2 separate regions of the Mus musculus genome follow, and region 2 is linked to region 1. The links are chromatin loops, found by intact Hi-C in ENCODE. Cell type or tissue: left cerebral cortex. All regions are shown on one strand. Each heading gives the region's core, and the rest is flanking DNA. Links, peaks and the distances in the headings are about the cores only. Region 1 holds the start of Tceanc (transcription elongation factor A (SII) N-terminal and central domain containing). Region 2 has its middle 35 kb from the start of Egfl6.

Region 1 (15,421 bases), core at 2,928-10,927:
CATATGTGCACTTCTGTGTGATCTGTGCAAGAACTAGCTAATGCTGTGTAAAGAAGTTCTACGCACTTAGATCTCACAGACACTAAAGTACCTTGAAACACACCTGAGCTCTTGCGAGTGCATTCAGAGTCATCACCCTTCAAATATCCTTCATTAATTTCCATTTGAGCAGTGCTACTTTCAGATCCAATTGCTGCAGCAGGCTTTGCAGCATCTTGGGGTAACAGCCTAGAGAGAGAACTGCAGAGACCCATGATCTCACTATGGCTAGAGCCTGAGGTTTCATCCTGGCTTACATCCTGAGAAACTGCTGCACTTTCTTCTTTATTAGCATTTGTGTGGAGTACTTTAGGGCTTTGCCTTGGTTTGCAGTGTGTACTCTTATAGAAACCTCTCCACTTGGCCAGCAGACACTTGGCCTTCTTCTTTAAAGTCACTGATGGGCAGTTTTTGAGGACTCTGTAAACAGCTCTGACTACATCTGTCTCCTGCAGATGCTCCTTAGACACATAAATCATTTCTAGCTCAGTAAGCTGTTTACCAATATCCTCAAAATACCTTTTAGACACCAGTTGCTCAATCAAGGAAGCCCTGGCAATGATTTGGTTCTTGTCAGACATTTTCACAGCTGCAAAGAAAAAGAGAAAAAGGTGGTTCAATTTTTTAAGCTGGCCTTTACTAGTTGCAGCTCCTGGATAATAAACTAGAACTTCTGTCAGTTGTCCATGTGATGTTTTCTTAAGGAGTAATATAAACAGGTGTGGCAAATTAGATACAACAGTGACATGAACTACTCAACTTTCAATATTTTGATTCTCAATAACAGAAGGAAAGTGGCTCTGCAAAGTTTAAGCAGAATATTCAGAGACTTTCTAGAATATCCACTATAAGTTTCCCACAATAATACAAATCAGTATTTTTCTAGATTAAGATTCTTCAGGAACCTAGCATGGTGGCGTATATCTGCAATCCCAGTACTTTGTGGGTGATGACAGAAAGAACAGGAGTTTAATGCCATCTTTAGATACACAGAAAAGCTGAGGCAAGTCTGGAATGCATGAGACCCTGACTCATCTTGGTTGGAATGTGATGATCATTTTGGGTATAAAATCATGCTCACATAAGCATCCATAAGACAATGCTAAGCAAATACTGGGCTATTTTCTCCTCATAATCAGCCATGAGACTAAGATACTTAATGCCTTTATAATATTTGTAGTGGTACTTTTTTAAATATAAAAAAGGAAACAAAACAAAAGAGGGATGCTAATGTCTGAATCAATGTAAAGAAATAGGCATTACAGGTTGGGAAGCAGGTCTAATGAACCCTGAAATTCAACAGAACTCAATGTGATGACATTTGACTGTTGGAAAAACAAGGTCACATCCAGATGCTCCACTTATTCTTTATTTGGAAATACTTCTAGATTTACAGAAAGTTGTGAAAAACAATAACCAGTAATCCCTTTTTGCAAATTCATGTGCCACATACCACATATATGTATTTTTTAAAATTCTCCTATTGTAGGGTCTTTTTTGTAATTTTATGTGTATGGATGTTTTGCCTGCCTATATGTACTGCATGTATGTCTGTGCACCACATACATGCCTGGTACCTGTGGAAGCCAGAAGAAAGTATCAGAGCTCCCTGGAACTGAAGCTATAACATGGGGTTTCCTTGCAGATAGAGGTTGGCCATATTAACTCGTGTGTGTGTGTGTGTGTGTGTGTGTGTGTGTGTGTGTGTTTCTCCTGCTTAAAGTCCTTCAGACAGTTCTCTCCACCCACGAGAATGGAGCCTGTAAGTGGATTCCATAAACAGCACCTCATGCTGGCTCTCTGCCTTGACCACTCTCAACCACAGACAAGCATAGCTCCATTTCCCAGCTGTGCCTTTGCTCCAACAGCTCCCTAAACCTGGCTTCCTGCTATCACCACAGGTGGTTCTTATCATGGCTGTGTAGTAGAATCATCCAGGGAAGTCAACAAAAACTAAATCAAGCAGTGCCAGAGCCTCATCCCAGATAGAGTGAACTGGAGCCTTTGAGGGTAGGACTTGGACATTGGTTCAGTTCTCCAGCCAACTGTGATTTAAGTCACACCCAGAAACTGACCCCTCCACCCACCTGACCAATAGGTTGCCATTAGTACCAAAAAGAGCGGCAGTCCTGCTGATGGACTAGATACACAGAACCTCTCTAACTTCAGACTTTGTTAAATAAGTCCTATTACATAAGAAACTATTAAAAATACTTTTGTATACAATTCAAATGAAAACCTCTACAACTGTGATTGTAATGCAGTAAATGTTGTGATATAAACAATTCCTGATAGTCTGTAATATATCTCTCTTAACAGTGGGAGGCAATGAATGTTTACTGAGCAAGTGTATGGTGCTATTTCTGCTCAGGTTACCTCAAGTTGCACAGTAAGCCTGGGATATGAACTTCATAAAGCAACTGAGAAAGTCTGGGAGAAACATCAAGTAACTACAGTGTTTTCATGTTTACCATATGTGATAGTTTGTATATTCTTGGATCAGGGAGTGGCACCATTTGGAGGTGTGGCCTTGTTAAAATAGGTGTGACCTGGTTGGAGTAGGTATGTCACTGTGGGTGTCGGCTTAATACTCTCACCCTAAGTCAGCCTTCCATTAGCAGCCTTTGGACGAAGACATAGAACTCTCAGCTCTGCCTTCACCATGCCTGCCTGGATACTGCCATGCTCCATGCTCCATCATGCCTTGATTATAATGGACTGAACCTCTGAACCTGTAAGCCAGCCCTAATTAAATGTTGTTTTTTATAAGACTTGCCTCAGTCATGGTGTCTGTTCATAGCAGTAAAACCCTAAGACACCGTATTTAAAAACATCTTTTTCTATATTTATCACAAAATAATAATACTTATTTTGTTCCCTTGCACATACCTGACAAGCACCTTAGTAGATATTCTCTTCTGTTACGCAATGTCCAAAATGCTTTCTCTTCTTTTAGCTTGTGAGGTTCTTGTCACTCTACAGCAACTTGCTTGTACTCACTCACTGTATCCTGGAAAGTCCTGGAAAACAAAATCCACCTCAATTCTAGTTCTTTTTTTAGTCATTCAGAACTCTTCTACCATAAAAATAGAACAATGATAACGAGAAGAGGGTGGGGGAGAGGGTAACGAATACATGCGACATGAAAGCAGAAGGGTGCATTAACTAGAGCATGGAAAGGAATCCATCAGAGGGGAAGGAAACATGGAAAGGACAGTGGGTATGGGAGATAAATTAGAATAAAGCATAATGATAGCTACAAACAAAACCTATGATGCTGAGCTGAGTAAGGATGAGCCCATGGTGAACCAGTGCCTCACACCTTTAATTGCAGCACTCGGGAGGCAGAGGTAGGTGGATCTCTGTGAATTTGAGGCCAGCCTGGTCTACAGATAGAGTTCCAGCACAGCCAGGGTTACAGAGAGAAACCTTGTCTCAAGAACCACCCCTCACAAAAAAAAACAAAACAAAACAAAAAAACCAAACCAAACAAATGAAACTCCTTAGTATTTATTCTGTATGCTAACAAAAAATTTTAAAAATCCTAGATCAAAAAACCCAATGGTGTCCATTGTGGGCTAATCAAGTAGGTCTGAGCAGTTTTTTGGATATGGATATTCAAGAAACTATAGTTCCAGCCAGGCAGTGGTAGCACACACCTTTAATCCCAGCACTCGGGAGGCAGAGTCAGGCGGATTTCTGAGTTCGAGGCCAGCCTGGTCTACAAAGTGAGCTCCAGGACAGCCAGGGATACACAGAGAAACCCTGTCTCAAAAAAAAAAAAAAAAAAGAAAGAAAGAAAGAAAGAAAGAAAGAAAAAAAAAAGAAAAGAAAACGAAACTATAGTTCCTCAAAATGAGGGAATACTAGACAAGTTGGTGATCATCCTGTGCCTCTACTTCATCATCTTCAAAATGCCTGACTCTCATGAAAGGAGTTACAGAGACAAAGTTTGGAGCTAAGACGAAAGGATGGACCATCCAGAGACTACCCCACCCGGGTATCCATCCTATAATCAACCACCAAACCCATATGCCAGCATAATTTTGCTGAAAGGACCCTGATATAGCTGTCTCCTTTGTCAGTGCCTGGCAAATACAGAAGTGAATGCTCACAGTCATCTATAAGATGGAACACAGGGCCCCCAATGGAGGAGCTAGAGAAAGTACCCAAGGAGCTGAAGGGGTCTGCAACCCTATATTTGGAACAACAATATGAACTAACCAGTGCCCCCAGAGCTCGTATCTCTAGCTGCATATGTAGCAGAAGATGGCCTAGTTGGCTAACATTGGGAAGAGAGGCCCCTTGGCATTGCAAACTTTATACAGGGGAACACCAGGGCCAAGAAGCAGGAGTGGGTGGGTAGGGGAGCAGGGTGAAGGGAGAGTATAGGGAACTTTCGGGATAGCATTTGAAATATATATAAAGAAAATATCTAATAAAAAAGAAAATTAAAAAAAGGTGACTCTGCCATCCTGGATTAATATGTGAATCAAAAGAGATAGTTTAATGAATCACTCAGTCTTTATAAGTGGCTGACAATTATGTGAATTTATAATAAAAATATTTTAAAAATTGCCAGGGGCTGGCAAACTGGCTCAGTGGGTAAAGGCTCTTGCCCTCCAAGCCTGACACCATGAGATCAGTCCCTAGAAGGTACTAGAGTAAGAGAACTGACAAGTTCTCCTCTGACTTCGACATGTGCATTCACACACCACAAATATATTAACTGTAACTTAAAAATGAATAAATCTTTCTAAGTATACTGACACATATATCCTAGCACTCTGGAGGCTAAGGCAGGATGTTTGTCAAGTCTAGACAACATGAGCTTTATAGTGAGACTTTGTCTTAAAAAAAAAAACATTAAAAAAGATTTAATATCTACATACCAGCTATTTTTCCAGGACAGGAGGCCAGCAAATACTTTCTGTAAAAGGACAGATAGGAAATACTTTAGACTTCTGGTGCAGGGACTATTTAACTCTATTACTTTTGCAGCAGAACAAACAGATAGCAAATACTGAATGGGGCTGGAGTGATGGTTAAGCAGTTGTGTACTGCTATCTTAGAGGAGCCAGGTTCAGTTTCCAGCACCTACACTGTGGGGCACTGGGCTATGCACAGACAGCCTGGTTTCCAGTTGAGGCTAGATGTTGAACCCCGGGACCCAGTGGTGGTAATTCCCACCTACATGGGATGGAAGGCGTTCCCTCGTGTCTCCTGGACCCTGGCTCCTGTCGAAGTTACTTTCCCCTCAACCCCCACAGGAGAAGCATGGCTAGTAGTCATGTAGACAATGTCCCAAGCTTCTGACCTTCAGGCTAAACTCCTCCCAGTTACCTAGCAATAGTAAAGATTACAGCAAACCATAAGAGGAGCTGTTTGGCTCCACCTCGCTCTCTTCCTCTTACTCCCCTTACTCTTCTCTCCTCTCCTCTCACTCTCTTACTCTTATTCTCTAGCCTTTCTTTTCTCTTTCCCCCTGCCTTTCTACAATAAAGCTCTAAAACCATAGACTGTCTCTGCTCATCAAGGCCCCCTACACTTACTCTCACCTGTGTGGGAACCTCTCTTCCTTCAGCCCTTACCTCTCTTCCTTCAGCCCTTGCTCCCATAACGCCGGGGCAACAGGGTGTTGTCCTGGGGGCCCTGGTTTCAGGGGCTGCCCCTTGTCCACCCCACCCCACCCCCTGTCAAGTGGGGTCAGTGGCTTAAATGCCCACCCGGGCTGAGTGGAAAGCTTCTGGCAGCCTTACGGCGTCTGCCTGCCCAGAGCATAGGAGGAACGCTGGCCGGGCTTGGGCTATCCTCCCTCCTGCCTCCTTCCCCTACATCCCCTTTAGTTCCCACCCTATACTGGGTAGTTCACAAGTGCTTATAACCCAGCTTTAGGAAAACCTGATGCCTTTGGCCTCCTGTAGGACTGGCACTCACATGCATATACCCACACATCTATATACAATTAAACCTAATAAGGCAGGCTGGAACTGGGAAGATGGCTCAGGTGGTAAACTGCTTGCTGTGCAATGAGGACCTGAGTCTTGATCCCCAGCATCTACATAAAAAGCCAGGCTTATGGTGCACACCTGTAATTCCAGCAACGGGAAGGGAGAGACAGGTCAGTCTTTGGAGTTCACTGGCCAGGCAGTCTAGCTGAACTGGTGAGCTTCAGGTTCAGTGTCAGACCCTGTCTCAAAAAAGGGAGGGGGGAGGACAGTAATTAAGGAAGACATCTAAGTTGATTAGCACAAATTATTTTTTAAAGTGTGTGTGTTGAGGGAGGGGGTCTGAAGATGAGGCTCAGTTCGTGGAGCACTTACCTAACATGCACAGGGCACTGAGTTTGCACCCTCCTCAAGCCCACCCCCCTCTATGCACACCTCATAAAGCCAGTGTGGTCAGAAAGAGGCCAGCCAGGGCTACAAGAGACTGTATTTCAAAAGAGAATGTGGGCAGTCTGTGTTTGGCCACAGGGTACTGTTTGAAAGCACCCTTTGTAGAGCAATGCTATCTCATATAAAGATTTCAAGCCACAAAGATATTTTTTAAATGTGTGATAGTATGTTAAAATTTGTTGGAATTAATTCTAGTTTTACTTAGCTAAAATATTTTTCCTTTAAAATGCAGTGGCAGAGTTCATACCCAGGGCCTTAGGCAGATTAAAGTATGTGCTCTACTACTGAGCTACACCTAAGCTTCGCCCCAATACTGTCCTTTCAAAATCTGATAAAAGGGTATTTTAATTCCTTTTTGTGTTAATTCTCAAAAACAAAAGTCTGCTGTGCTTTACACTCGAACACACTCCAATCCAGATCAGACACATTTCATGGCAGTTGTAGTTCATATATGAGTGTACATTTTACCATTTACCAGTGTGTGTATGAGTATGTATATGTGTGTGTGTGTACAATGTGTGTGCACATACAAAACCTTTTATAGTGACAGCAAGAGTCGGCCCTACCATGTGTTGCCTGAATGCATGCAGACGCCTGGGAATATGCAATTATAGGAAGGGCATACACACATCTGCACTAAAATCGTCCAAACGTGAAGAAAAAGCACAGGAAAGTTACTGTGAAATTTTCCAGAGGCTTAGGGAACAGACCAGCAGTCTTTAAATCTCTCTCAACATCCAGGAGGGGAAAAAAAGAGAAATTTTCTAGCTCCAGGCTAAACTTATCGGTCAAGCTTCAAGGCCCTGGCTCAGAAGGGAATGGACGGGCCATGGGGGGCTGGGGGGCTAGGACACGAGACGCTGGCGGGGCGTTGTTTTTAGGCAGCCACGTTAGGATCCCGGGGGAAGGGACAGGGAGAGGAACCGGCCCGCCCAGAGAGATTCCTGTGGGTGGGGTTGACTACTAAACAAAGCCTGCAGAAATCCACCCCGGGGGACGGCCCTGAGGCCGTACAGCCATGGCGGCGCGCCTTCCGGCCCGCTCCAATGACAGCACCTAAAGGGAGGAGGAAATCAACCTTCGAGCAGCCTGGGCACGGGGAGCACCAGAGCGCCCCTGCGAGCCGGGATTGCCTTCCACTGGACCCGGGAGTTAGCCCTTCCGCGGGGGCCGAGGTAACGGAAATGGCGGAACGCCGCCATCGGAGATGCTCGGTCACTGCCCTAGCGGCCGCAGCACCGCCCGCCCAGAAGCGCAGGCGCCGCCCTCCAGTGGGCGGTGCCGCCTCCTCCTGGAGGGAACTTCCGTTTCTTGGGGCCGGACGACAGAGCCTGCACCAGTCCTAAGGTTCCGGCGAGCCAACGTGGGCGTGGGATTGGACGCTAAGGTGCTTTGGACTTGGCGCCTGCGCAGAGCGGCCGCGGGCCTCGCAGAGTGGTCCCTTGAGAGAGGAGCTAAGGCCCGAAGTGAAACTAACCCGGCTGCTGCGTTTCAGTGGCAACGTTTGTTGATGCGCTTACTCTTTTTAGTTTCCGTCAAACCAGTAAAACAGATGGGACAAAAATAAAAACAGGCTGGCTGTGGTGATGGACCCCAGTAGGCAAAGGCTGAAGACTAAAGTACAGAGACCGGAGGATCCCGAGTTCGAGGACAGCCTGGGGCAAAACTAAACAGGCTGGACCCGGTACTCGCCTTCCTAAATAAATAAAAATAAACAAATGTAAAACCCTCCATAAGAACAATCAAATAAAATATAAATGGCTAACAGTGATGGTCTGTAATAATAAATGGTTGGGTTTTTTTTTTTAAATCAATATAAAAATGGCTAAACCTGGTGGCATATAATACTAGCGCTCCAGAGGCAGAGATGGGAGAAGGTCCATAAGTTTCTGACCAGCTAGGGTTACATAGTAAGACTCTCTCAACTAACAAACCAGGCAGCAAAAAGGCAAGCCATAATTACTGTCATGCCTAACAGTAATTAGTCCAACAAGCATATAACATGCATCACAAGAATGAAAGGAAGTAGTAACCATTCAGTAATTAGTTACAAGAAACCTGAGTGTATGTGTGAACATGGTCTGCCTTCAAGGATTAAAACCACAGTGATAATTGAACTAGAAAATGTGGCAGACTCCTTTGACCTCCAATGCCAAAACAATTCAGGAAAAGATTTAAGGAAGCAACCCCTCAGTGTTGTGTACTGGATCTGTTCATAGCAGGGATACAGCAGGGTGATCTGGTCATGAATGTAAGAGATTTTACCTCAGCAGAGGGAGGACAAGGAACTCACACTGATCAGGATAAGGGATGCCTGATTATTTTTCTGTTTTGAACGGTTAGTATTAGGGTATGATTACAAAGCAATCTTGGTTTGGGTTTGGTTTGGTTTAAACACAAGATTCTCACACTGTAGTCTAGCCTGGTCTACAACTATGTAGTCCAGGCTGTCCTCAAACTAGGATAATCTTCTTGCTCTCCAAGTGCTGATACTATGGGTGTGTATCACTAGGCCCAGTCTAGAAGTTTTTGGTTTTTTTTTGTTTTTTTTTTTTTTTGTTTTTTGCTATGGTTTATCACTCTGAAAGTAACACCATTTGGTGTTGAAGTTCTCGGAAATAATTGATTTACAAAACTGCAAGGTCTTGCTTGTCAACTTGACACACCTGGAAAGAAGGAGTCTCAATTGAAAAATTGTACACATCTGTGTGGCATTTTTCTCTATTTCTAATTAATGTAGGCGGGCTCAGCCCTCTGTGGGAAGGCCATATTATCCTTAGTACTTAGGCCTGGGCTGTATACAAAAGGGTAGTTGATGTGTACTTGGGAGCAAGGCAGTAAGTAGCATTCCTCCATGGTTCCTGCTTCCAGTTCCTGCCCTGAGTTCCTTCAATTATGGACTGTAGCCTGTCAGATGAAATAAATCCTTTCCTCCCTGAGTTGTATTTGACCACTGTGTTTATCCCAGCAACAGAAACCAAGCTAGGCTCTAACCCAATGGGATTTTGGCTGCAGATCTGACAGTAGGGGTGTAGGTGTAAGTGGGTGGTACAGAGTGGAGAACTGGAGCAGATGCTGAGCGAGATTGTGTAGTGAGAATGAGAAGCTCTGAGTAAATGATAAGTATCAGGACTCTGCTACAGCTGGCCTCTGAAGATGTGCGCACACAAGGCCTAGAAGAGCCCGGCTTGAATTACAAAGAATCTTTGCTTAGTACAAAAAAAAAAAAAAAAAAAAAACCCGATAATTTTTGATAGCTTACTTTTAGTAGAATTCATTTGAGCAAAGACTGATATTTGTGAATTAGGCAGTGCTGCCCAGGACCAGAGAAGAAAAACCGAGAGCATTCTCAAGGCAATATTGGTCGCATGGAAAGAAAGCACAATCACGAAGAAATGGCTTGGCTAGATGCTGCTCCAAATGGGGCTCTGGGTACACAGTCTGCTCACTTGGAATACTGTGATTGGCTAAGACTTAGCTGTTATGCTTGCCCATTGGAGTTGCACTTTCTTTACATCCAAGATTAGGCTGCAGTTCACTGTGTAGGAACTCCAAGTATACTGGCAGTCAGTAGTCTCCTATTTAATGTCATATGCCTTAGTGGTCTCTCTCTCTCTCTCTCTCTCTCTCTTTCTTTCTTTCTTTCTTTCTTTCTTTCTTTCTTTCTTCCTGGTCCTCTGTTACTTTTAGGTTCATTTTCTGAGTTACTCTGGCCACCTTCAGGAATATGCAAATACCAATATACAGCACTCAGCTGAGTGGAGAGTGCTCACTTAGGGTGCGCTAGGCCTTGAGTTCAGTCCTGACCCCCTGGGAGCATAGGGGAGCATGGTGGGGGGGGTAAATGAAGGGCTTTGAAACATCATTGTCCTTAAGCAGTCACCTAGCGGGACTAAATCCTTGGTGAGATTTGTAATGCACAATTCTTGAAATATATAATATTTTTCACAAGGGATTGAAGAGCTGGCTCAGTGTTAAGGGCACTTGTTTCTCTTTCCGAGGATCTGGGCTTTGACTCTCAGCACCCATAGGGTGGCTCACAACTGTGTGAAACTCAGGGATTGATGTCCCCTTCTACCCTCTGTTGGCCATAGGCATGTCCATGGTATACATCCATGTATACATGCAGGCAAGATACTCATATACATAAAATAAAAATAAATAAACAAAAATACGTAAAATAAATAAACAAAAAAGTCTATAAAAGCAAATAACTGTACCCGGATGAAGGTGTAGCTGAGCTCTAGACTGTTTGTGCGAGCATGAAATATGCCCTAGGTTCAATCCTCAGCGGTGCATCAATACCCCAAACCGAACAGTCCTACCAAAACTATTAAACATTTCCCGGAATGAATTAGTCTAAATAGTAAAAGCTATTTGAAAAGCTGCCTACCCTACTGTACAGAGGAGAATTAGAAAAAAAAAAAGAAAAACATTAGTCAAAATTCTGAAAAAAAAAAAAAAAACCAGATATGACCCAGACACCAGAGGGTGTGAAGGAAGAAAGAAATCTAAAAACTCTAAAACACAGTGTATCACCTAAGAGGCAAGTTAGAGTTACCCGTGTAGACCTGCCTTCGTCGCTGCACTGGGCATCTACAGCTATTTTTGTTTAGATAAGATTTAAAACCCAGTTCCTCAGTTACACTGCCTCAATGCCAAGTTATCAGCTACTGTGGAAAATGGGTACTGTAGTATATGGCACAGGTAGACAACATGTCAGTTACTGCAGCAAGCTCTGTGGAACTGTCCTGGCTCAGCACATCTGGAATGACTCCATAACTGAACTGGAAATACACACCAGGAAAACTGCTGAGAATTTTATTGGTTGGGGCAATGTTCCACTGACTGTCAATTAAAGTACTGAGTTCTATGATGAGTTAAACATAGGCTTTGGGTCTTGTCTCGGGTGCTCTTATTTGAAGATTTGTTTACTTTCCTAGTTGATGTGTCTCAGTGTTTTGCCTGACTGATCATCTGTATATCGCGTGAGTACCTGGTTGTAGTCTCCCCTCCCCCAGCCTGAAACCTGCTTGCTCAGGGGTGGAGCTTGCCGGCTCTATCGTTCTGCCACGCCCACTGCTAGAACCTGCCACTTTGCTGTTCGGAGCCGTGCACGTGGTCACCCTGCTATTGGACCCCAAGACTAATTGGCGGGAATCGGGCCCCCTTCCCCTGCTTTATAACTGCGTGCAGAACAGTAAAATTGAGCTTTGATCAGAATGCCTGTCTTAGCTGCATTTCTTTCTCTCGCCACCTAGCCCCTCTTCTCTTCCAGGTTTCCAAAATGCCTTTCCAGGCTAAAACCCAGGCTGTGATCTGCTGGCCAGACACAACACCTGGTACCCCACAAGAGAGCATCAGATAGATGCTCTAAAGCGGGAGTTACAGATGGCTGGGGATTGAAACTGGATCCCGTGCAAAAGCAGCAAGTGCTCTGAAGCAGTGAGCCACCTCTCCAGCCCTGGGCTCTTTGTTTTCAAAGGCACCTTTCAGCTGTTTCAGTACTCCGAGATCAAGTGCTCTTGGATCAATGTCATTTAGTGCAGTGCAAACTACTTTTCAATCCTAATTAGGTCTCTGAGTAGCAACATGGATTTCCTGAGCTCAGCTAGACAGCCCCTTTCCTGTAAATTCCCAAGAAACCGAAGGCAAAAATCCTTCCAAGGGCCTCTCCAGGGGCTTACTTAGGAAAAAGCTGCAGATGTTGTCCATGGAATGAAGTCAGAGCAATTGCATCTCTTCTGGGGTTCTAAGGTGCTGACTGACATTCATTTCCTCTTAAACATCAGGACCAGACTTTGGGTTTAGCTGGGGATGTTCATAAAGCTCAGAGAATATAATGGATTTTTTTTTTTTTAAAGAGAACTGTTCCCTTCAAGTTTCAAGAGTTTCAGAACAGCAGGAAACATAAAAACACAAAGATTGTAGAAGCAAAAATTCTAGGTTTAGCTTCTGCAACAGATACCTCAGACATACACAGTCAAAGGACACAGAAACAGTGTATCTTCCAGGAGAAGGAAATTATTGTCTGCTCAGGTCAGATCGTGGCTGGCTGGTGGGCCAGGGACTGAAAACTGTCTGTCGGCAAGAGGGAGCTGAAGCCTTTCTCCAGGCTCAGGAGGGCATCTGGATCTCTGGCTACATTTTAAAAAATATATCATTTAAAGTGTAAAGATAACATTTATTTATTATTGTGTATGTGTGTATACACACACACACACACATGTCACACAATTTGTCAGAGAACAAATTGTGAAAATCAGTTCTCTATACCATATGGGTTCCAGGGATCAAACTCAGACTGTCAGGGTTGGAGGGGTGTGTGTGTGTGTGTGTGTGTGTTTATATAGCATAGGTTAAAGACTTTTCACTTTTAGCCCTGGCTGTTCTGGAACTCCCTCTGTAGACCAGGCTGGCCTCAAATTCAAAGATCTGACTGCTTCTTACTCCTGAGTGCTGAGATTAAAGGCGGAGGCCACAACACCTGGCTAAAGCTTTTCACTTTCAGAAATTGTGCTAAGTGCTAACTTCATTGTTACAAAACCTTAATTTTGGAGACAAGCTCTCCCTCTGTAGCCCAGGCTGGCCTTGGATACACAGTGAACCCCCTGCCTCAAGCTGCTGAGTATTGTGGTTCTAGGTGTGCACCCGCAGTCCTGGTTTGGTTTAGCCTTTGACATTTAATTATCATAGACTCGTGATTTCGGTTCGATGTCTTTTGTTGACAAGGGAGTGCACTAAAGTGGATACTGCTGAAAATTATATCTTGGAAAAAAATATGTCTTCTGGAGGGAAGATTTGCTCTCAAGTGCTTCCTGTTTGTTCATTCTACTACCACAGGGTAAGTTCTTGCTGACGTCCATCTCCAGAGCTTAGTGTTATCTGCCTGAACCTTATTCAAAGTAGACTTACTGGGCTGGAAGATGAGTCAGTAGGTAAAGTGCTTTTTGTACAAATGTGAAGACCTTAGTTCCAGTTGCCAGCACCTACAGAGAAGCTAGGTGTAATGCTATATACATCTGTAACTTCCTTGTTGGAGGCAGCGAGACAGCCTAGCTGAAGCAGTGAGCTCCAGCACTGGGGAGAGCTCTTGGCTCAAAAAGTAAGATGGAGGAGCTGGAGAGATGGGTTTCGTAATGAAGAGCGCTTGTTCTTTCATAGAACCCAAGTTTAGTTCTCAGCACCCACCTGGTGGTTCCCAACTGGCTATAATTTCAGTTACAGGGGATTTGACATGCTTTTCTGACCTCTCCAGCATGCATGTACACATACTCACACGCACGCACACACACACACACACACACACACACACACACATACACACACACACACACACCACACACCACAGACTTATAGTGCTGGTTTATATAAGTTTGGTTCACTCAATTTTATGTCTATGGAAGTTGCCTCTGGCAGGCTTTCATTCTGTATAGTCTTGGTTTGTATACAGCTAACATAATATATGTATTTTGATATTGGTGGCCATTTTAATTGTTTTCATTTTTCTCTTGAGTCAGGGTCTCTCTTCATAGCCCTGACTGTCCGGGAACTCACTATGTATTGATGGCTGGCCTTGAACTCACAGAGATCTGTCTGCCTCCCAAGTGCTGGGATCAAAGGCATGAGTCACCACACCTGGCCTTGGTTTTGGTTTTGGACAGTCATGAAATAAACTACTGTGGATATTTTCATCCACTTCTGTTGGTGAATATGTACCCTGTTCTACTCAGGAGTGAAATTGTTAGGAAATAGGACAAGCATTTGGTTTTGGCAACACTGCCAAATATTTTCCCCAAATGCTTGCTATAATTGACACTTCTATCAGTAAAGTGTGGGAGTTCTCGTATTCTCTTGGATGGACACTTAGATGATCAGTTCTTGTAATTTTAGAGATTTCCAGGATTATCTACTTAGGTGAGTGGTCCTCAAGCCCACTTTAGGATCACCGGGTGTTGTGGCTTGCACGAGAATTGTCCCTGGTGGGCTGTTGGATTTCAGTGCTTGGTCCCCAGTTAGTGGGTGGTGTTTGGGGAGGTCGGAACGTACAGAATGTAAACCTTGGCAAAGGAAGTACGTCACTTCCTCTGTTCTCTGGGGAGAGGGTTTGGAGACTTTATAATCCCTACTCTACTTCCAGTTGGCACTCTCTACTTCCCATGAGTGGTCTAGGTGTGATCTCTCAGCTTCCTGCTCCTGCCACCATGCCTTCCAGGTCAGTGTGGACATGCACTCCTCTGCAATCATAAGCACAAATAAATTATTGTGGTCACGGTGGGTTTTTTGTTTTTTGTTTGTTTGTTTGTTTGTTTTGTTTCTATCACAGCAACAGAAAAGTAACAGATAAACTTTGAGAACTCCTGGAGGTCAGGCTGAACCTCAAACCAATGAAGTCAGAACCAGCTTTAAGCCTACCTTGTAAACAGCTAGTCAGGGTACCTATTTTATCCCCAGGCAGGGCCACTCCCTGATCTCAGCCCACTTCATGATTTTTTTTTCCCTCTGAAAAGAGATTTTATGTAGCCCATGCTGGCCTCGAAGTTCATATGTAGTTGTGAGTGTCCTTGAATTTCTGATCCTTCTTTCTCTACTTTTACAGACATGTAGCACCACTACACATGATAAAAGCACACACACATATAATATATACATTTGAAAAGCATGCCTAGTCCCATTTAACATTAGTACTTAAATCACTCATTTAGTTCAAAGATGGGACCTTCCATCTGCCAGCAAAAAGGAAGACAGAGAAGTCAGTTTCTTCACTGAGTCCTGTTACCCATGCCCCCCAACATTTTTCTTTTGTTCTCCCCAGTAGCAGTGTAGAGGAAGAGGGGGGTGGGGAGGAACGTGTGCTTATTTGATTAGTGTGTGTGGTTGAATGAGAGTGCTGCCTCCCTTCCTAACCCCAGAACCTGTGTGTGCGCCTGACCTTATTTGGGGAAACCATACACTTAAGCTTCTATAGATTGATGGAAACTGAA
Region 2 (15,421 bases), core at 4,622-12,621, 110 kb after region 1:
TTCTGCTCCTTTATACAGCAGGAACTAGAGTATAATACCAGGGTTGCATGACTCAAGCTCTGGTTTAGGAATTGCTAGATATTTCTCCAAACTGAGATAAGAAACTTTGACTAGCATGTAAATCTTGTCACTAATGTGACACTGAACTAGAATGACTCTCTTTTCATGGGAAGATTTTTTTTTTATTGAAGGGAGCAACAACTTCCTTCTGACACAGGCTGCTCATCTCTTCACACACTGATAATGGTGTGTGAACTGACACTCGAAAGTAAATTGTATTGTGAATAGCAGCACTATAGAAGACAGAAGGGGGAAGAGAAGAGAGAACTGTTGCAATTAAAACACAATCTCAACACACACACACACACACACACACACACACACACACACACACACAGAGAGAGAGAGAGAGAGAGGGGGGGGGGGAGAGGGGGTGGCCAGGAGTGGTGATGCACATCTTTAATCCCAGCAGATGGGAGGCAGAGACAGGCAGAACTCTGTGAGTTTGAGCCCAGCCTGGTCTACAGAGTGAGTTCCAGGACAGTCAGGACTACACAGACTGGCCCTGTCTTGAAAAACCAAAAAATAACAAACAAACAAATAAACAAACAAAAAGATAGTGTAATGAGATTTTCCTACTTTGAAAAATGCATAGTGAGTCACAGAAATGCATATTTAAAGACATATTTATAAAAATTTGCAACAAATGGTATAATAGAAAACCATGCAGGTGTGTGGGGGGGGAGGGGAAAAGTATTGTTGGCAGTTAAGGGATTATGCTAGAGAACGAGAATTATGGGAAGGATGGGATTACAGGACAAAGGAGAGGGTTCTGGGAGCATCATGGGAGAAAGAATGACAAGGGAGAATTGTGAGGAAAGGATGGGATTCTAGGAGAAAGGAGGGGATTATGTGAGAAAGAATTTTGAGGAATAAACATAGGAAATTATGGAATTGTGAGAGATAGTGCAAGATTGTTTCAGTCATTTAGAAATGTGTGAAGGAAGGAGGTTTGTGAGAAAGAGTGAAAATTATTGGGGGTATGGAGGATTGGGGCCCTCATGTAGAATTCTGGGAATAAAGAGGGGTTGTGGGGTATAATAGAGAATTGTGGGAGAGAATAGAAGTTGTGGGAGGAAAAAGACAATTGTGAGAAACGCATGGAAGTGTGGGAAAATAAAGGAATTTAGTAGAGGAATGTCTGTGAGGAAATAAGCAATATGAGGAAACATGAAATTACAGGAGGCAATTGAGGATTATAGAGAATTACAGGAGGAATGGGAATTAAGGAGAACATAGGAGATTGTAGGACACAGGTGAGATTGTGATCATGATTTGAAAGAGCATTACAGCAAGGTCCTGGAGCTCTGGGAGAAAATGAAGATTGTGGGAGCAAGATGGAATCGTGGGAAAGAAGATGAGTTGGGGAGATAATAAGAATTGTGGGAATGAACAGAGGCTGTGACAGGCAATGGAGGGCTATGGGGACTTCAAAGAATTGTGGGAGAGAGGGTAGTTGTGGAAGAGAAAAAGGATTGTGGGAAATGATGTAGAGCTGATCTAGAAATTAAGAGAAGTATGGGACAGTCTAATAATTTTCAGGGAGACTGGAAAAATATAGAAAAGAATGACAAATTCAGAGAAACTGAATTATGAATAATATCAGACATACAAGGGCATAACTGATTTGAAAAAGGTGAAAAATGATTCTTATTTATTCTTCTTTCATATATTGCATCTCAACCGCAGTTTCCCTTTCGTCCTTTTCTCCCAGTTCCCGCTGCCCCCCCCCCCTCTCCTCTTTTCTAAGATCTATTAAAAATTCAGTTTGGAACACCAAGGGAATTCTAGCCTCCTCTTCCTAATCCTCGGGTCCAGACAGCAGCAGTCAGGTCCAGACAGTCCTGCCATACCACCGTTTATTGGCAATGGCACAGGCGCTCCCTACTTTGTGTTGCTCCAAGATTTAAAATTATTATTCCAGGCAATCTCCATTCTCTCTACCATAGAGCTTCCTCTGCCACGTGTAGAAAGTTCAACAATGCAGCTCACTGGCTCCTCCCTGTGAGCTTCTAAGCCTTTCTTCTGGGGCCTAGAAATGAGGTCCACCTGAGGTAATCAGTCACGAGACAATCAATTTCATGCCATTTTGGCTAGATAGTACACAAAGGAGGGTGGGGGGAATCCACTTATGTTTTTACTGAGTGACATTTTCTCTCTTTTGTGCTTTGTTTCACATGAAGTGCCAAGACGACTTCTCTTTCATCGGGAAATGAACCATTTATCATTTTCTCGAATAATCAGGATGGGAGCGCTGGTTTCATCTTGGAAACATTACGCATATAAATCACTGGCTTTAGAATGGTGCGGTGGAACTGCATGCCTCTGGCCAAGAGTTGAAGGCTTCATGTTGCTGCATTTATACATTAGTAATTTAGTTCTTCATGTCATAAGTGTTCATAATTATAACCAGGGTGATCTCCTGGGTGTAATTCAGTACTATTTCACCGTGGTCCATAATACTTTCCATCTGTTGCCTTAGAAATATTCTACCTCTCTCCTTTCTCTCCTTAAAAAGTCATCAGCTCTGAAAGGCATTTGGGGATATTTGACTTTTTTTTTTGACTTGTCAAATGGAAAAACATTGTAGTGTTGCAGATCGTGGTTGTTTTCTTCGAGGTATTTCTGTGCCTATACAAGATGGGAATTCTTCAAAGAGACTATCTTTAACTGATGGCTGTCAATTATCAGAGACAAAAGCTGTTCATTTAAAAGGTTTTCCTAGGAGCTAAGTGGAAGCAGAAAGTATGCACTAGATTTTATTTGTGTCTACATGGTTGGAAAGAAATAGTGGACAGTGGGTCAAGGTAGCAGCAGAGAGAATCAAGATTGTCACTGTCCAGATGTTTTTGTCAGTACTGGGCCTCACGCAAACCAGGCAAGAGATCTACCACTGAGTTGCATCTTCCAGCAGCTTTAACCGCAGCAGGCCACAAATTAAATCAACTAGCTAAATCCAGATGTCTAAATAATCCCAAGGATAATCACATTTTCTTTAAAAATTTTTTTACATTTCTTTCTTTATTTTAAGAGTACAAATGCTTTGCCTGTGTGTGTGCCTGTGCATCACATGTGTGTGTGGTATGCATGGAGGTCAAAAGTGGGCATTAGATGCTTTTGAGGCATGATGTGTAGGGGCTAGGAACTGAACCTGGGTTCTCTGCAAGAGCAACAAGTGTTCTTAATCTCTGAGTCATCTCTCTAGCCCCCAACAATCATATTTTCATTGATTGCTTGAGTTGATTCAATTTTTTGTTGCTTAAAAACTTTTAAAGCCAGTCTTCCTTTTTTAATATCCCTTAGGCACCCACTGTCCCCTCTTAGACATTTTGGTACCATTCCTATATCTATAGATGATTCATTTCTAGAAGTAAATGTGGATCTTGCATTCAAATCATTTTTTCACTAACTTGACTCAGAATGTGATGGACTAAAAGTCTATCCTACAAAATTCATCTTCAGCGAGTTGAGGTGACATTTGACCTGTATTTGTGAGTCTAAAGAAGAAAGGAGTGTGGAGTGGGGCTCTGAGGAAATTGCTTCGTCTATGAAAATGCATGCAATGGAAGTATGAGGCACTGCATTTGATCTCCGGAACCCCTGAAGAAATGCTGGCCATAGTGTTTTATGCTTGCAAACCCAGTGCTGGAGAAGCGGAGACAAGAGTGGGACTTGATGGCCAGCCAGTCTAGCCTAGTTCCTGAGTTTCTAGCCAATGAGAGACCCTGTCTCAAAGAGGGTAGAAAGCCTTTTGAGGATGACACCCAAGATTGTTCTATGGCCTCCACATGTGCATGCACACACACAGACATGCAAACCTGCATACACAGAAACATATATACACAAATGCACATATACACATAAAATAAATAAATCATTACATTAAAGAAGGTAAGTGGTGTACTTCAGTGGGAGACATTCAGATAATCAGTGAGTCAGGGATTCCTGTGCCAAAGGGAAAACCTTTTATGACTTATTTGTAATATGCTTGTTGGTTTAATTCTTCCAAATCTTGCAAGTACAGCTCTCTCTGGCAACTCCAGTCCATCTCAGAAAGACAAATCCTAGACTGCCCCCAGTTAGCAATTTTAAGAAAGTAAAAAACAAAACAAACAAACAAAACAAAAAACCCCAAAAAACTTCCGGGCGTGGTGGCACATGCCTTTAATCCCAGCACTTGGGAGGCAGAGGCAGGCGAATTTTGGAGTTCGAGGCCAGCCTGGTCTACAGAGTGAGTTCCAGGACAGCCAGGGCTACACAGAGAAACCCTGTCTCAAAAAACCAAAACCAACCAATCAAACAAAACCCATGCTTAATAAGGAATAGCCATCAGCATTTTCCAGACTGTGCCAAAGAGTGAAAGATAGAATTTTCTAGAATTTATTAAACCTGCTATAATAATTAGGGAATTTATAAACTACATCTTAAAAAATATCTTTTCTTCATTCCACTGAGAATTTTCTACAATGAATTTTTGATCATATTCATACTTGTCCCCCATCTTGTCAATATGCAGCCCTGGTTGACTGGTACGTGCTATATAACCCAGAGTGGCCTCAAATTCACAGCAATCTTCTCACCTCAGCCTCTGGAGTTCTGGGATTACTGGTGAAGAGGTTAGCTCAGGAACTTTAGAAAATTCCACCAGACCCCCCCCTCCAGACCATAGGGAGAAGGAACCAAGCATTGGAGCTCATAGACATGTACCAAGACTGTTGGCCACCCACCTTATTCCCTATAGACCAATCAGTTTAAAAGTCACACTGTTCTGCCAATCACATTGTGCCTAATGGCTGCTGCCTGGGGAACTGTGTAAAGGCTCACTGGACGGGCTGTGCATGGTCGTTCTCTCCCCATGTGCAGGGCACCCCTAACATGTTGGAATAATAAACTCCTCTTGCTTTTTGTGTCGATTCCTGGCTCTGAGCCGTTCACTCAGGGAGTCCCCAGTAAGCTAAGGCTAGCCAGAGTCTTAGACTGGCATGTGCCACCACACCTGGCAGAATCTAAATCATAAAAAGAAAACCCAACCAAATCCTAGTTAGGGTTACTGTTATGAAACAGATGAAACACCATGACTGAAAGCAAACTGTGTAAGAAGAGGTTTATTTTGCTTACATTCCTTATAACTGTTTATCATTGAAGGAAGTCAGGACAGAAATTCAGAACTGGAACCTGGAGGTAGAAGCTGATGCAGAGGTCACGGAGGAGTGCTGCTTACTGGTTTGATCCTCAGGGATTGCTCAACCTGCCTTCTTATATAACCCAGGACCATCTGATCAGGGATGGCACCTTCCACATTGGGCTGAGACCTCCCTCATGGATCACCATTTAAGAAAATGTCCTATAGGCTTGCCTACAGATTTATCTTATGGAGGCATCTTCTCAATTGATGTTTTCCCCTATCTAATGACTCTAGTTTGTATCAAATTGACATAAAATTAGCCAGCACAACAATCATCACAGGCAGGGTATACCACAAACAGAAATGATTGAGGAAAAAGACTAAGGTTTGTTAATAATCAGAACAGAGAATCTGGATGAAAAAACTTACCGTTCCAATAAAGCTGGCTTGAAATGCTGCTGAGTCCAGCATAGCTTTGATAGGGTTGGAATGATATGGTCCCAGCCCCTGGAACAGGGTCACCAGCGTATGGGCCTCCACATGGCTGCTTTGGGTGTAAGGCTTGTTGGTATAATAATGCACGTATTTCCTCATTCCTCTTTTATGGAATGCCACCCTACTTGTTAATGTTAATGTCTCCATGGTAATCAGAGGCAGCATGAGTCCGGGAGGTGAAAGAGTGTCTAATGTCTCAGCAAAATGGTGAACGATGGGACCTTCAGGACAACCCTTAAGGCTGTGGGAAAGAGCTCCAAATTCATGAATCCAAAAGTATACAATTTTTCAACTATGCAAAATATAAGGATGTAATATGAATTAGATGAGGGGCTTCAAGGAACTAAAGGAGCAAAAGCAGCTGCACTGAGGACCAAGTTGTCAGAAAGATGCTAAGGAAGGAGATAGAGATCTCAGGAGATCCCATCCCGCTCAGTTTCTTTGCTTATACTTACAAAGGCAGCCGGATTCCTGAGTTCAAAGTGAGCCTGAGACAGAAGGAATTTAGGTCCAGGGCCAGGCAAGGTAGAAACGGTAATTTCAGGGTGGGGTTCCACCCAGCTATTTTATTCCCAGTGTTTAACAAAGGCAAGCAGATCTCTGGATTCTTTTGAAAGGTTAAAAAAAATGTGTGCTTGCAGTCTAATGAGAATTGAGGGTCTGATGTCTTTGGGTGCTGATTTGTAGAATAATCAAAAGGAAACCTGCAGTGAATGACTGAATTGATATGTAAAATAAAAGAGTGGGCTTATGCTCTCCACTAGATGAGCTGTCCAGAGAGTGTTTTAGAACAAGAGAGAACTACTTGGAAATCTGTCTCGATGAGAAAATCGAGAAAGAGCTATCTGGAGATCCCCAGGAAAAGCAGAACAGAGAGAAAACTGGCTAGAAAGCTGGTTTGAGCAGAGCGTAGGCCACCAGCTAGTAACCCATGAGATGACTTTGAATCATTTGTTTCTCTGCTCTCAAACACTCTGAGAACCCTTCTCCAAGCTGAGGCTGGTCCTTGGCAAAATGCAAAACAGCATGGGAGAAAACTCACACCTGGGCTAGCAAACCGAAGTAAGACCTAGAGAGGGGTATGGATTAAGCTTGGTCGGTCAGAAAGGGAACAAGGATTATATTAGGGACAATGCCCACGGGAGAAAATATAGACAATGTTAGGCAATGCTGGAGTGGAAGTGTGTGAAGGACAGAAGGGAGGAAGGTTGCTTGGAGCATCCTAGAATACAACCAAGAAGGGTGGCAGAGTGGCCTGAGTATTTTGGTCTCAGAGTCCACCGTCAGAAGAAAAGTAATTTCTCTTAACAGTGGATCTCTTAAATCATGTCCCAACTCAATCAGCAGCAGGAAAAGTGACTTGGGTGTACACATTTTGATAGATTGCAGAGACAGCCACCAGGCCCCTGGGTTACTAATGTTTTCTATAGCTAGAGGTGTCTAAGATACATCCAGATGATGGTCATAGGCCAGGCCAGACATTTTTCTTATGCCTTTTTGCTTAGGAATCACCCATTTCCATTTGAGATCACATTCAGAGTTGATGTACAAGTCAGTCCGTCTCAAGACTGAGGAGATGGCTTAATTGGCCAAATAGGCGCTTCTTGGGCATGAGGACTGGATTTTGGATCCCTAGCACCCATTTGAAAAGCTGGGCATGCCTGGAAGGCCAGCCCGAAGGAGGAGGAATGATGATTCCTAGAGCTTGCTGGCAGCCTGTCTCGATGCATAGGTGAACTTCAGGTCCAGTGAGAGGCCCTGGCTCAAAAAACAAAAACATTAAGGTGGATGTATTTTGTGGCCCTTACTTTTGCAGGGGAGAGAAAAGGGAAGGGAGAGAGGGAGGGAAGGAGAGAGACACAGACAGAGACAGAGAGACAGAGTGCAAAACATCAGTACATTAGGTATTGATAATATCCAGCAGAAACCGAGAGAGGAAATGCACAGATGGAGTTCTAAGCTGGGAGAGTTCAGGGCAACAGATGGAGATAACACCATCAAATGGGGTGCTCACTGCATGGAGCAAACAATCACCTGGAGAGTTTGAGGCAGTCAGCTGATGCTGCTGACGGAGCTTTTGCTTCATGGATGAACTTCCGGGTTTCATTTTCCACTGAAGGCACGTTTGGACTGTGGGATAAGCCACGGGAATGCCTGTTGGACACAGTTGCCTTTTAGCTAGTCTCAAGGACACTGTTTTCCTTCAGGCGGTTTTGCTGTTCTCTTCCTGAAACCATTTAGGAGTTCAGAGCAGGTTCATTCTCTGCTACTTAATGAGCGAAAAGGCAGGAAAAGTTTGCGAGGCAAGCAAACCCAACGTTTATTCAAGGAGATCAATTTGACTAGAGTTTAAAAGAAAACCACAGGGCAGGGAAGCTGTAAATCTCAGCAGCCAACTTGGAGGAGGAGAACAAAGAGGAGAAGGGAAAGTGCCATGCAGTTTGGGTTAGGCCTGCATGGAGGTCAGCCTCAGGGTGAACCAGCAGCCACTTGGCAGGGAGGGAAGCTTTAGAGAAAGAGTGAAAAAAAGCAGACTTAGCTCAGACTTAGGCTCTGGGCAGCCTGGAAAAGAGAGACACACAGAGAGACAGAGAGAGACACAGAGAGAAATAGTTACGACCCACCTGAACATCCGGGCGGATCATAAGGACTGTGATGGGGGAGGAAATTCTGGGAAGTAAAAGTTCATTGTCTCATTAAAGCCGTAATTATTGCACTTATCTCTTCCTCGAGGCTTACGGAGCCTGCCTTTCTGAGGGGCGTTTCCGTAATCAGGTGATTTATTGTCCTCACTGGATTAAGTTGTTTCTATTTCCACTCAAGTCAGACATTTCATTTTCTTGACCAAAAGGAACCAGTTTTTCCCTTAACTGGTCTTTATTGTTTCTGTATCATTCTCTCCCTATCAGAAAGTGGGCTGGGGGCGGGGGGGGGGGGCGGCGGCACGGGACTCAGCCCTAGACCTTGGATGAAATATGGCTTAAGTATGGCGAAAGGCCAGGGCCAAACAAAAACCAAAACCAACCCTCCCCCAACCAACCAACCAAAGATGGTGATGCTGTGACAAGCTAATGATGGAATGCTGAAACTGGATTGCAGTCCAAGGCTGCAAATGTGTATGAGGAAAATAGCAGACCCAGTGGGGAGGGGAAATCCCTCATCTCTGTTCATTGTCTTCGGAGTCTATTCAAGGATTGAGAACTGGGGCAGAGCTGTGCTGCTCCCACAAAATCTGGCCCAGTTCTTCTGAATGAGAACGCTGCATTTGCATACATTTGGCCTAGAGTTTGTCTACTATTTCATGCTTTGTTCTCATTTGTCTTAGAAGTGGATTTAGAAAGTCAAGTGCATTCAAGGGAGCGGATGGCAAAATCCACCTGTGAAATGAACCCTGGGAGAGATGGAATTGTTGCTTGCATATGAACTGTCAGGCTTGTCCCCACACAGCTTCCTGGCTGTCTGTAACAGTGACTCTCAGGAGCCACTTACGAAATGCCACCAGCTTCTTAGCCCTCAGAATTTCCACCAAAGTTTCAACACACAGCCTTTATCTTCTTTCTACCTGCAAAGTCACTGGTGGAAGAATTTAAAACTGAAGCTAGAGAAATGCTTTCAGGAACTTGGGATTCTCGGCTTAGTCATTTCAAATAGACTTGGGGGCTGTTTAGTGTTTAAAGTTATGTTTAGGTAAGAAAAAAACCGTAAGAAATGCGAGTGGGTATGCAGTAGAAAGTCCCCTCCCTTCCCTCTACAGTGACAAGGGGGAGCTGTACTCCAGCTTGTGCATTTGCAACCCAGAGCTCAGAAATGGCACACCCTTCTGTGAGACAGTACTGGCTTATTACAAAGAGCCACCTTTCTTCATGACTTTGACAAGGCTGTCTTACAGTGTCAGTCACATTGAATCGCCATCACTTGCCTTGAAAATGAAGTCACCTTTTTTTTTTTGTCTGTACCCATTGTTCAGGTTGGGCTCAAATACTTTCTCCTCCTAGGTCCTTGGACTTCTGCCAGATATAAGTTGTAGGAATAAGTTCAGCTCAGCTGATACTTCCAGGCTCCTGGTGTCTCCAAACAATGACAATACGGGGACAAGTGGGTAGTATCAGGAAGAGACCATTTATTGAAGGAAAGGTTTGAGCCTGAGCTGCAGCCAGGCTCAGGCAAGGAAAGAGTTTAAGCCAGGGGCTCTGAGACTCTTTTTTCCCCCTAAGTTTATGGGCTATACATTGTTTTTTTTTTTTTTTTTTGCAGTGCTCTGTTTTGGCAAAGATAGATCACAGTTGGAGGGTTTCCAGTGTCCTGTGGGTTTCTTTCATCTTGATGCCTCTCAGTGTATCTCTCTCTCCCTCCCCCCAACTCTGCCCTACTGCCCCCCCAGACCCTCAGACAATGAGAACTTAGAATGGGCTTTAGCCAGCAGATGACTGTTTTTTCATTTGCATGGTTGGATAAGAGCTGTATAATATAATATATATTTATATATATTATAATATATGTAATATCATATTATTCCTTTTATCATATTATTATTGCATACAAATTTTGTCCAAATCAACCCAGTAAACACCAAGGCTATCTTATATGGCAGGATTTTTAGGCACTGAAGCCACAACAGGAACGTATCATATTTCCACCAAATGGCATTTCAAGCCCAGCTTAGATGTACAGACACAAGTTCTCCATCCACAGGGTGTCTCAGAGGGTTTAGTGCTTAAAGAAACAGATGGGGCCTGGCTTCTGACCAAACCCATATTTTAGCTGTATCCCAAGATACATGGGGAGGCAGAGGAGAGGATGCTGCACATTATGAATGGCCTTTTGTTGTTGTTGTCCCTACTTTGATCAGCAGTCATATCTGTCGTGTTGAAGTGAACTAACTGTTATTTTGTGAGGCTAAGTGGAAAGACAGAATGGGGCTCCAACTGTACTCGCTGGCTGGGGAGCGGAAATGAGAATTTATTCTTTCTGAAGAATTCTTTTGAGAGGAGTATTTAGGAAAGCTTGCCCAAACAGTACTCAGACCATCCATTAGCTCTAGGGATACGGTGTTTTCTAAAGGACTCTGTCTGCTTCAGAGTCGGGTGAGGGAGTTAGTATTTATGCCATGGCCCAGGGCAAGACTTATTGCATAATTGGTCCACAGTAAGATCAAGGTGACCTTGGAGAAAGCTGCCTAGATGTTTCTTTATGCCTGCACCTTATTGCCAAAGCATCTCTTCTTCATGATGTTCGACCCTAACTCATGTTGAGGCTCTACTACAGGTTTACTGCTAAGATTTATTTCTATTTTGTTGATGTGTCTGTGTGAGTGTATACGGGTACCTGTGGAGGCCAGAAGAGGGCACTGATCCTCTGGAGTTGGAGTTAAAGGAGATGTGAGCCACCTGACATGCTGGGAACTGAACTCAGTTCCTCCAGAAGAGAAACATAGTGCTCCTAACTGTTTAGCCATCTCTCCAGACCTGAATTTTCATTTTTTATTATTTAATTCTCTCTCTCTCTCTCTGTGAGTGAGTGTGTGTGTGTGTCTGTATGTGTCTGTGTCTGTGTCTGTGTCTGTGACTGTCAGTATGTGACCTCAGTTGTCTGTGAAGACCAAAGGCAATAACTTCCAGAGCTGGAGTTGCAGGCTGTTGTGAACTGCCCAATGTGGATATTGGAGACCAAATTCAGGTCCTCTGTAAAAGCAGTAAATATTCTCAACCCTGAGGAATCTTTTCAACTTCAGGTTTCTGTTAATGTACACAGGGACAAAAGTCCAATCTCAGGGGGAGGGGTGGCAGTGGAGAAGGAATGTGCTTCTTTCATTTGAAACATCCCTCCAGTTGGTTGAAATAGGCTCCCACATATTCCTTACTGCATCTGAACCACAGCGTGGCAATTTATCCTCAGACTAAACAATCCATCAAAAATCTGTCTAACTGCACAAAGATAAATCGATCCTCAAGCACCTTGCTGTGAATTGTGACTTGAAACTGGAGCTGTGTGTTTGTCTCCATGGTCAGGATAGAGAGAGAATGGGGTAGGGAGAGGGAGGGAGGGAGGGAGGGAGGGAGGGAGGGAGGGAGGGAGGGAGAAAGAGAGAGAGACAGAGAGAGAGAGAGAGAGAGAGAGAGAGAGACATAGAACAAATTTATTCTTAATGTAATTTTGTATGTTGAAATACATCAGTTTTTCCAACTGATATATTAAAAAGAATCTTTGAGCCTGGGGGTGATGCACACTTTTAATCCCAGTACTCTGGAGGCAGAGGCAGAGGCAGGTGGATCTCTGTGAGTTTGAGGCCACTCTGGTCTGTAGAACAAATTTCAGAATAGCCAGGGCTACACAGTGTAACCCTGTAACCCTGTCTCAACAAAACAAAACAAAACAAAACAAAACAAAACAAAACAAAACAAAAACCCAAAACCAACAAAACAAAACCAAAAAAAGCAAAAATACCCTTTGCAATGATTGATCTATTTTCATAAAATATATAAGAAGCACCTGATACTTTACTTATAATGATGTATTTATAGCAACTGATGAGTTTAAAAATACGATTTGTATTTGTCTCAAGTTCATTAGTGAAAGATAATCTGCTATAAACAAAATGATAGACATTGGTATTTTCTAAAAGGACTGATGAAATATTGTTAATTTTAAAAGAATATAGGGCTTGAGGGATGGTTCATGGATTAAAAGCACCGGCTACTCTTTCAGAGGATTCTGGTTTAATTCGCAATGCCCACGTGGTGGCTCACAAACAGTTGTACTCCAGTTTCAGAGGATCCAATGCCTGTTTCGAGCCTCCATGGGCATCAGGCACACATGTGGTGGACAGACATACATGCAAACGAAATACACAAACACAAAAATGCATAAAATAATTAAATTAAAAAATAAAAAAATATAGCTGATTGTTGGGTGTAATATATATTTATTTGAGTCAATGGCATTTCTTCATAGTTTGTACTTACGGTCTCTGAAAAAGAATTACTGGGAAAACTAAAGCATAACACACACATATAATGATATGATATGATATGATATGATATGATATGATATGATATGATATAATATAATATAATATAATATAATATAATATAATATAATATAATATATATCTTTGTCCATGGACAGCAGTTTTTGCTGTCTGTATACTTCTGGGCTATCCACTGGAGCAGCTTGGTGCTTCTTAAATTTAAGCTGTATCCAAACTGATGATCATCCCTTTTGAGATTCAGAACTCTTGGGGATGGGCTTATCAGTATTTCTGTCATCTTCTTGACATTATGGAGATTCTCAAAACAAAGGCATTCAGTTTTTGTATATACATGCACACACACACACACACTCACATGTAATAAACTGTATTTTAAGAAGCATTTTATGTCCTTCCTTGATCCTGACTATGGTGAAGGTACGGTATGTATTTTATTTTTAAAGTTTTATGTTATACTTTCAAAAAGAGAATTCGGCAATAGCTATTCTAGGAATATATGCTTTTAATTTGGCCTTATTTTTTTCTGCACTATGATGAGTTTTTTTTTTTTTTTATGGTATGCTATAAAATGAGGCTCCAATTTCTTCAGCCTATAAAATAATCCAGAAGTATTCAAAGCTGCTTTCAAAATGTCAGAAACCACAGCATCTGAGATCCAGAGGGGGGTGTCCCGGGCCTCCCATATGGAAAGATTGTTAAAAACTCATGTCAGAAGTGCATGCTTTTCTTTCACTCCAGAAATCTTGCTTTCATTTGTGTGGAATATGTACGGGTGGCAACGGGCCATGTGAAGCTGGTTAGGGGTGGCTGAGCCCCAGGGATTTGAGGCCAAGGCAGAAGAGGCATTCTGCTGGAAAGAACACAACTTGTAGATGGTGGATTCACTGGATTTGGCTGGTGTGAATCTCCGCAGAGCCTTGGCCTTCTTGGACAACCCCTGCCTGGCCCTACTCCTGCTAGCAGTGGCTGAGAAACAAGACAAGCAAAAGGAAGGTTCTCAGGACATACTGACTGAAGGACAAAGAACACAGAACGTCACTTATTCCCAGACCAGTAGACTAGTGTTGTCTGCAAGGACAAAAATGTTCTCTGTCTCTGCTGTCCAGTATGGTAACCACTGGCCATGTGTGACAATGGAGCCTTTCACATACAGCTAGTGTCGTGGAAGAATTGGATATGTCATTTTATTTCATTGTCACGTGAGCATAGTGGGTGCTGCCTTGAGATTTTATGAGGTTAACAGAGTATGGCTTGCATCAGAGAAGCAAGGTAAGCTTTTGGGCGTGCATTCTTAGCTATTTTCCACATGGCTAGGTTATGGTCCCTGGGGATTTGTAGACTCTGAAAACTGAGTGTACTGTGCTCTCTCTAACCAGTCCTCTTTGCTGTCTGTTCTTCCTCAGCAGAGCAATTTGTCCAACAGATAACCAGGAAACAGGGCTGCCTGCCAGCTCTCTCCCCATTCTTTCCCCCCAGGGAGTGATTACTGAGCTCAAGCTAACCAGCAGTGATGGTGATGGTGGGAGTATTAGGGGGATGGGGAGCTGTCTGCATTAACAAGACTAAGCTAGGCTCTCCAAATCACCAGGTGAATTTCAATGACCCGGCAGCTGGAGAATCTAGGCCAGCAGGAAATGGAGGTCTAGGCCTCAGAGTGAGCTTGAAGGCAGCTCATCTGACCAGGGATGTGAGGCCCTAGAAAATCAAATACAGAAACAGGAACTTCAGCTTCGGTTTGCTCAGTAATTCACTGTAGTGCCTTGCAAGTAGTAACTTGAGTGCTCTTGAGCCCAATTAGGAACTTGGCCTAGAATAGAAGCTGTGGTAAACCATTGTGACCACATTTTGCAGCCCTGATTTGGGTTACATTGTGGCCTGCACATTAGAAAATCAGATGGTAGCAGCTGAAATCCAGACCCAGCATGTTTGAGAAAGAACATGCATGTTATCTATGTAGTAAAAGGGATTCATTAAAGGATGGGGATGTAGCTCAGTTGGTAGTGTCTAGCATTGTATGATATGCCCTGTTTTCATCTCCATTACCCCATAAATTGGGCTTAGTGACACATGACTATAATCCTTGCATTTGGAGGTGATGCAAGAAGATCAGGAGTTCAAGGTCATCTGCGGTTGTATAGTGAGTTTGAGCCCAGCCTGGCCTCAACTTTTCTATTTTGAGCTATGTGGAATGACCAGTGGAGGCTCTGAGAGGAGATGAGGCAATGGCAGAGAAGACTGCAGAACCCTCAGTGCTTCTGGAAAGACTAGAGAAGGGCAGGTCCATGGGAATATGCTTTAAAAAAGTGAACTCACGCTGAATGATGATGGCAGAACACAGCTGGGTAGGCAGAGAATGATGAAACTACAAATTGTGGCACCGTGGACCATGCGGTAGCCAGAAACCATATGGAAGTCCATGTCTGTACTCCTGCTGACTATAAAAAGGGGGGGGGGCAAGACAGCTTCTTTTGCAGTGGTATGGATAACCACAGACTCATAGTTGAGAATGAGAGACATAGAAGGCTTCTGTGACAGCCACTCTCCCTGAGCCCCCTCCAAAAGGAAACAGTCTAGACAAGAAGCCATTGAAGAGAACTCTTAAAAATTATGATAAGGATGCTGAAGTATAGTTCTTCATAGTTGACAGCTTCTGGCAGGTGTGGTGTATGGGGAAGGACTCGGTTTTCTTTAAGGGGGCTGATCACTGGGAGTTTGACCATGCTCCAGTGAATATTTGGGCAACATAAATTAAA

What was found. Peaks named below come from ENCODE experiments on the same cell type or tissue, not always from the same donor. Only the 100,000 strongest peaks of a DNase experiment are listed, where the experiment ranks them.
Region 2: a loop joins it to region 1, with 2.1 times the contacts of the local background. A loop is called at or near these places in 4 of 42 quality-filtered maps.

The regions. Positions count from the first base shown.
Region 1 is chrX:166,502,778-166,518,198 of GRCm38, forward strand. It overlaps Tceanc (transcription elongation factor A (SII) N-terminal and central domain containing), which reads right to left and starts at 7,701. Exons shown (of 5, transcript NM_001007577.2): 1 at 7,516-7,701; 2 at 6,129-6,229; 3 at 4,932-4,969; 4 at 2,929-3,059; 5 at 1-628. The coding sequence starts at 620. In left cerebral cortex, for the core only: a CTCF peak has its summit at 7,670 (motif pointing left); DNase peaks (open chromatin) are centred at 7,057, 7,770 and 9,482; H3K4me3 peaks cover 1,437 bases; H3K27ac peaks cover 1,480 bases.
Region 2 is chrX:166,612,949-166,628,369 of GRCm38, forward strand. No RefSeq gene overlaps it. Among named protein-coding and RNA genes, the nearest start is that of Egfl6, 35 kb to the left of the region's middle. In left cerebral cortex, for the core only: no CTCF peak of the experiment used is centred there; DNase peaks (open chromatin) are centred at 8,152, 8,878 and 10,423; H3K27ac peaks cover 659 bases.